2 separate regions of the Homo sapiens genome follow, and region 1 is linked to region 2. The links are chromatin contacts, found by Hi-C or POLR2A ChIA-PET in ENCODE. All regions are on one chromosome and are shown on one strand. Each heading gives the region's core, a stretch centred on a gene start or an enhancer-like site at or near the end of the contact. The rest is flanking DNA. Distances are from core to core; before and after follow the strand shown. Region 1 holds the start of LINC01931 (long intergenic non-protein coding RNA 1931). Region 2 overlaps MMADHC-DT (MMADHC divergent transcript).

Region 1 (3,800 bases), core at 1,192-3,691, 130 kb before region 2:
TTCCATATTCCATTTACAGGCTGGGATTAATGACATGTTTAGAGTCAAAGTAAACTGAAAACATAACCTTGATGTCACAAGTGGAAAGAAAGACTTGTTACATGTCAAGATCTGAAGAAATTTTTTCAGCAACACAGAGATATAACATCATGGATTAGAGCAAAACAACTGAACAACCTGTATATTCTAACCACAGCTATGATATCAAAGTTTACCTTCTCTATAAAAAGTAACTGATATGGTTTTTAATTCTGTCCCCTCCCAAATCTTGTGGGAAATAATAATCCCCAGTGTCGGAGTGGGGACCTGGTGGGAGGTGATTGGATCACAGGGATGGACTTTCCCCTTGTTGTTCCCCTGATAGTGAGTGAGTTCTCCTGAGATCTGGTTGTTGCAAAATGTGTAGCACTTCCCTTTTCTCTCTATTCCTCCTGCTCCAGCCATGTAGGACATGCTGGCTTCCACTTTGCCTTCTGCCATGATTGTTAGTTTCCTGAGGCCTCCCCAGCCACGCTTCCTGTACAGCCTGTGGAACTGTTCACCAATTAAACCTCTTTTCTTTGTAAATTACCTAATATCAGGTAGTTCTTTATAGCAATGTGAGAATGGACTAATACGGTAACCAAATTATTAAGTGCAGCTTACCTTTTTATAGTTCGTACATTTTAAAAATAAAATACTACAGAGCCACCAATTAAGACCTGATGTCATCTAAGCCAAGAGAAAAAGTTTTCCTAATCCAGCTAGAACAAAGGAGCCTGAACAGTATGAACCAAAGTATGGCCTTGGTCTCCAAACCCACAAACTGTGTTTGTATATACATAACCACAGATAAGACTCCTTTTATCTTAAAATCTTTCCATGAGCTTTTGTTTTTCTTTTTTCTTTTTTTTTCTGAGAACTTCTCATTATTTGCAGCTATTTCTAGGCCACAGCAGCACTCCAGTAGAGTGTTTTGGCAACAGCCCCTGTTGTGGTCAGCAACTCCTCTGCAGCTGGGATTTCTTGAAAGAAGTGAGTAGCATTTGCCTTGTAGTGCTCCAGCAACAAAACAAGGAAAACTTCCATGGGAATCAGATAATCACAGAGCCTTCCCTCTCTCTCCCCTTCCCTTTCGTCATGTGATCAAAGAGGTCAGAGCCACTGGTGCACATTTTAGTAAGCATGCCACGCAGAGAGGCTAATATAGGAACATAGTCCTAACCACCAGGCCCTGCAACACATTGTGGAGAACTCCATCAACTAAAGTGATTGTAGGACTCATAACCTTGATGTCACGAGTGGAAAGAAAGACTTGTTACAGGTCAAGATTGTATCACCCTAAAGTAGAGACATGCTTCAGGGTGGATATATACAGGTTTGTGCATTTGGTGTGGAGTGATTCAGCCAAAGAATTTACCCCAAAACAAGGTTATACATTGAATAAATATGAACATCTAGGTTTGCCTTAACTATAGCCAATAACACAAAGTAAAACCAAACAACAACAAAATACCAAACACACAATGTTTTCTGGCTAAGCAGAAATTCATGGGCAGAAGCCAAAGACAAAGAGACTTACAAGGTAAAAATCAAAACCGACACCTTAAAATGTGCAAGTCCTGTTTGGCTCATCCAACTTGAACAAAGCCACTGTCTGATATCAATCTAAATATCTACAACATGTTTTGATACTTATAAAAATGGGATTATGAAAATATACCACTGACTAAAATTGAACCTAATACGCTAAGATGTTGCCATTTTCTAATAATCTTCAAACAACAAAACAACCAAAGAAATGTCGTTGAGTCACCATAACTTTAAATAAGTATCATTTTAGAATCACTGGGATGGAAACAACTGTGAAAAATACCCTTTGAAATAAACAGCCCTCACTGAAGCCTGAAAGATCCGCTGTGGGCTTTTTATTTCTTAAGAAAGGTTATATTTTATTAATAATATTTTTATGTGATTCTAAAAAACTTTCTCAATGTTGACTCCTCTCTGCAAACATCTGCCTTCACTTTGCAGAACTAGTCACATTCCCATTACTAGTGCTCACCCATGAGGGGCAAACACTTTACTTTTGATGAGCGACAGTTTCAACACCCATATTAGGCAAAAGGGCATTTCTCACGAGAAAAACAGGCTGCTTGTTTGACAAACGGCTATTTGTGAGGTCGCCTTCTGTTTAATGATCCCATAGCAAGGCAGATGTTGGAGAGGGAAGTTCGAGAATCCTTCTAAACCAGATGCACTTTGGGTTACTTCCTCTGCTTGATTCCAAAACAGCTGAACAGAATAAAACAAAAGAGGAAATGGGGACACCCAAACTGAACATTATGACTCTTTCAGCAATAGCCTTTAGAAACCCTCTCAGGATACTGTGACATCACAGAGATGTGTCATCTTCTTATAGAATTTTGCTCCAAAAGCAGGATTTATACCATTTCTAAATGCAATTAATGCTGAAACACAGCTAGCATACATAGCAATAACTTAGGCAAAAAGGCAACACTCAAGCAAAATCCTTCCTGGAATTAAAATCCTGTTATTAGGTCAACCAACTTTTCTTTTAACTAACTAAATAAACAACAGCAAGACATGGTAAGCTTTGACTCAGAGAAAAAGATTCTGGATTGACTCTCGGAAGCTTCCTGTTTCAATTCCAGCTCTGTAAGACTTTGGGTGATCTTTCTAAATTTACTTCCTTCCTCTTAATCTTAGTATTATCATGCATTTAAAGAAGAGCATTGGACTTGATGACACTTACGAATAAGTTTCTGGACATCTGTGTCCAGTGTCATATGAACAAATGAAATTAATACATTCAGATTTCACTTATCATTTTTACTCATTTCTTACCAATAGTCCCTCTTTTTTCAGTAATCCTTACCTCAGTTTAAAATGCCAACAATTGCCCTGTTTCCATAGCCAGAAATCTGCTAGTCATCTTCTTCTTTTCTATTTTTGGTAATACAGTGCTTCCTTAAGTGGTTCTATATAGTTTCACTACATTTTTTTTTTTTTTTTTTTTTTTTTGCAGAAACCTAGACCTATAAGTTTAGTACCTGAATCTCTTGCTGATTCATGCATTTCTATTAATCTTCTCAGTCAGATGTTTAGCTCAGATCTGTCCTCTTATCCAAGCTTTTCCAAGAGTCTCCTAGCTACACTTCTGGCATCATGTTACACCCTACAATCCAGCTCTTCACAGTCTCCTGACTTCTTTTTAAAAGTTGCATACTATATATACATCTCTCTCTTGCTTAACATTCCTCAGTTATTCCCTAGTGGACACAGAATAAAGTCTAGCTTCTTAGCATGTTACTTGGGCTCCTTCAGTGCCAGTCCCCACAAATTCCTCACTCATCTTGCAGAAGCTCCCAGTTTTCAATATTCTCCTAAATGCTGTGGAACCTCTGTCTATGCAGGATTCTAAAGATGAGGAAAATTAGTCCCTTAAGACTCAGCTTAAGCATTGCCCCTTGTGCCTTTACTGTTAGTTTGCCCCTCTGTTCTTAAGAGTTTATTCCTGGCATTGCTCTTAAGGGAAGGAAGTTTGGCAGGGCCAAGAGTCCTAAACGTTAGACCTTTCTCTCTAAACACTAACAACATTAAAACTCCATTCAAGAAGGAGCAAAAGAAGCCATCATCTAGAAACAATGTTGATAACCACAGTTCCTGAACTTGGGCTTGTTAAAAGACTTTATCTCCATGAGTATACTGAAACACATATTTAGTTTATCTCCTATTATCAAGAAAGAAATATTAAAACTTCACTGTTGAGGATCACTCTGAATATGAAAGTGCTCAAG
Region 2 (3,895 bases), core at 374-2,873:
CTAGAGGTACAGTAACAAGAATTCAAGACAATTAAATGTACTGAGACACTTTCTGTATTGTGCCCAAGAGCTGAGTTATTTTCCTATCATTTATGTTGAACATTTTTTTTTCTAATTCCGTTTATATAATGTGTAAATAAAAGGAAGAAAACTATGAAAGAATGTAGGGTTAAGAGTATAACAGAAACATTTTGGAGCCGCAGCCAAATGCCTGAGGAAATAGGGAGGGGATTTCCAAAGAGACTTTAGAAAGGAACTATGGGAATCAGAGTCTAGACATCTGCCAAGTCCAGAATACACTGGCGCCCTTCACAGAAGTAAGTATGTACTAGTAAAAGCATTATTCTCTATTATTTCTCACCTTTACCCAATTTCAAACTCTGTGGGAATATGGGGCAGTGGAAAGACTAGAACTACTCATTTTCAAAAGGTAGCTAAACATACCACCCTTCCCCAACCATAGACTTTCCACTTGAAACAGAACCAAACTGGAGAGAAAGACAAGATGCCTCAACTTACAGTCGTTGAGAGTATTAATTATATATGACTGGACATTATATATACTTATCCCAGGCTGTGTTTTATGTCTTGTTCATAAGACATTTTGCTACTAAGAGTGACCAGAAAAGTCAAGGGACTGACTAAGTGTTCACTCAGAGGCAGGAGCTGCCTCAGGAAGAAAAAAAGAAAAAAAAAAAAAAAAAGGAAAACAGAGTTAGTGGGAGGCAGAAATAAAACTGTGTAACTGATTTAGTTACTTTCTAATGTAGTCCTCTGCTCTACTGTTCCTGGCCCTGTCAAGTATCTCTCCTCTCACAAAGACACTGGTCCTTAGCTATGCCCAAAACTGAAGGTGCACCCTTCAAATTCAAAGCTAACAGGATATACGTTTAAGCTTAAGAAGCCCATTGTGAGAGACACAGGAAATTGGAAAGGTGGAAAAGTGCATTGTGTGGAGCCTCCAGGAGCAGGATGCTAGGTTTTCATTTTAACAGTCAACGCCATGAACCAGGGCATAAAAAAAAGAATTGCAGTCTGCTGTGTTGACTGGAATTTAAAGTAAACATGAGGAAAAATAATGGGAAGTAGAGTTAAGACAGGAATTCTAGGAGCAGGCACAAAGACAAAGGATAGTGGTTTGACTTCATGGACTTTTACTACCAAGGGTCTCCATGTTAACATCACTTTCCGACATCCCTCAGCACATAGCCCAACTAGTCCTGCCATTGCCAAGCACACATATGTTGACTAGCTGCATTTAAATTACTTAGAGAGATAAAAGAACCCTTTTTTAAGTTGTGCCCTGAGAAGTTAAAATTTTATCTCAACTTGGTTCTTTGTAGAGCACAAGAAATTGTTACTGAAAAGTTTCCATCCTCTGATAGAAAGGTCAGGCAAATATAGATAGAAGGGAAGTTAGACTCAGTCTGAGAAAGTGACTGTAAGCAGTGATTTATGGGCAGAATTCCTAGGGTGGGGGTAAGGGCAACAGCCTCAACACTGTAGACAAAGGAAACAATGCTTTATAATCTACTGAAAAAATGATAAGTCAAATTACAGAAAACATAGAACTGCAGAGATAAAAGCACATTCCCCCGGGGCAGGAAATGTAGAGCATTTAAAATGAGAAAATTTCCCCAGGCCCATTCCCTTTATTTGTCTTTGCTTCTCTCCTTTTTCTGTCTTCATTTCTCATTTCCTGTATTACTGACATTTTTAAATAAATCTATAGGAGTGATGTCAGAATTTTACATATATATGAACTAGCTTGAATATCAAAAAGTTGCATTTTTCTCTAAATAGTGATACAGATTTAACATTTGACATCTAGAAATAAACAAGAAACCATAATCCATAAAGCTTTAATTAACTGAAATACAGACAGCATGATATGATAATACATTTAGTGTTGTGGCTAAGAATAAATCATTATTATTTTAATGGTTGTCTCTGAAAAACTTCCACTTTTCCACACTTTTCTATTAAATGGGAAGCTCTATTTTCCTCCTCATTAAATCTACTGTGCTTAATGGGTTTAAAATTCAGTGTATATTGATCAACGACTGCTTCCTTAAATCATCTTCCTACACTGATTTTGCAAGTTTTCATATTTACAGCACAGGTAATAAGAAATAGTTATGCAATGGTTTATAGGTTTTAAAACATTAGAATACATTTCAAATATAAGGCCCCTTAGGCTACTCTGTATAGCCATTCTTAAATGCCCTTATTTTGATTACTTTTCCTATGTTTTGACTAAAATATTATTTGATTTAAAAGAATTCAATCCAGTTTGATTACTTTCATAGTGATCATATTTAAAAAAATTTACCCTCAAATGTTGAGCATTTCTATTTGGCAGATGCTATACTAACAGCTTTCAGCTTTACATGAAATAAGTCATGGAATTCTTACAACCACTTTACAAGATTAGTATATTTGTATATTTGCATATAGGGTAACCCTCAGAATAACCCCATAAGATTCTCACATGTACTATCCCATACATTCCCATGAAAAAGACTAAAATATGAAGTGGTGGGGAGTCCTGGCACAGGGCCCAGGAGGGCACAGCTGCCCCACTGAGATGCTCAGCAGCTCCACATGATACTGCCTTTACAAAATTATGACAGTGAGAGTAAATCTGACACAGTGGACTCCATCTTGCTTCTGACCTCTGAGCTGCCTTTGCTCATTCCTGGGCATAGACCAAGCTAACCAAGGGAGGAATTTAGCTTATACTTTAACTTTGAAGCAAGGATGATAGTAGTCCCTCCTTAAAACTAACTCTATTCCCCATTCCAACCCCCGCCACTGTTGGAGGGCTGAAATTGACTTTGAAACTGACTTGGTAAGACTAATGAAAGGCCACAAGATGAGGATTTTGGGAAGAGCCTGAGTTCTGCTAAAATGTAGGCAAAGTTTCTGTAACCCTTTACTGCTCAGTGGTCATATGGCCAGAGGTCACAAGATCTGTGGCTTCCCCAATTGCTCCTATAGAAAACATCACTATTGTAGAAACTAAGATTAACTTTTTATGAGATTTTTTTCAAACTGACCCTACCCAGACTCATGACTCATGACCCAACTGGTCCTGGGCCCCCACCCAGAGGCAGACTCAGTGTATGAGAAACGTTTTCCACACCCTTATGACTTCATTCCCCACCCAATCAGCAGCACCCCTTCTCTGGCACCCTGCCCACCAAATTGTCCATAAAAACTCTCATCTCCAAGCCTTCAGGGAGACTGATTTGAGTTAAAACTCTGTTTACCATGTGACCTGCCTTGCATTAATCAGACTCTTTCTTCATTTACCTTTCATCATTGAAACAGGCAGAAAGAATCCATTAGGTGATTTACATGTGCAGCCTGGTTCTGTAAGGTGGGCTGTGTGGTCACAGCAGCTAGGACGGTATCTAGATTGCCCCCATGCTTGGGCATTAAGGTGCAGAGACAGGCTAACTCACTTAATAGAAATATGACTCATCCTGCCTGCCGTTAAACCAAACATTTGTGTCTCTTCAATGAGGACCATTCAAGAGTAGTTTCTTTCCTTCACATCCCAGTATCCCAGAGTTCAAGCTGACTCCTTTCATCGTTGGTCATTCCTCAACATTTAACTGGAAGGAAATATCCCTGAGCTTAAGTGTTATGCTTAATGCAGTAAGCATGACCCCTTCTCAATAAGCAAAAACTTACGCTTTGTCTTAACTGTTATGGGTTGAATTGTGCACCCTCTCAAAGAAAAGTATCTTGAAGCCATAACCCCCAGTACCTCAGAATGTGACTTTACTTGGAAATAGGGTCTTTATAGAGGTAACCAGTTATTATGAGGTCATTAGGATGGGTCCTAATCCAATATAACTGGTGTCTTTGTAAAAAGGGGAAAGTTAAA

What was found. A loop is a pair of places that touch in the nucleus more often than their neighbours do. ChIA-PET counts read pairs that join two places held with the same protein, here RNA polymerase II (POLR2A). Pooled maps may share reads with other maps.
Region 1: a loop to region 2 is called in a map of endothelial cell of umbilical vein, with 3 times the contacts of the local background. The contact joins the promoter of LINC01931 here to the enhancer-like site in region 2. A Hi-C loop is called at or near these places in 2 of 168 maps with a recorded cell type or tissue (IMR-90 and endothelial cell of umbilical vein) and 2 of 50 pooled maps. POLR2A ChIA-PET finds 5 or more read pairs at or near these places in 1 of 52 experiments (AG04449).

What each region holds. Positions count from the first base shown.
Region 1 is chr2:149,857,832-149,861,631 of GRCh38, reverse strand. It overlaps LINC01931 (long intergenic non-protein coding RNA 1931), which reads left to right and starts at 2,441. Exons shown (of 5, transcript NR_145421.1): 1 at 2,441-2,589; 2 at 3,029-3,800.
Region 2 is chr2:149,731,764-149,735,658 of GRCh38, reverse strand. The region is part of intron 1 of MMADHC-DT (MMADHC divergent transcript); the gene reads right to left. Among named protein-coding and RNA genes, the nearest start is that of LINC01931, 130 kb to the left of the region's middle. Within about 2 kb of position 1,623, at least 2 of the 41 ENCODE cell types and tissues checked have a DNase peak (open chromatin) inside an H3K27ac peak, as active enhancers do; they include endothelial cell of umbilical vein, where a contact is called at or near this core.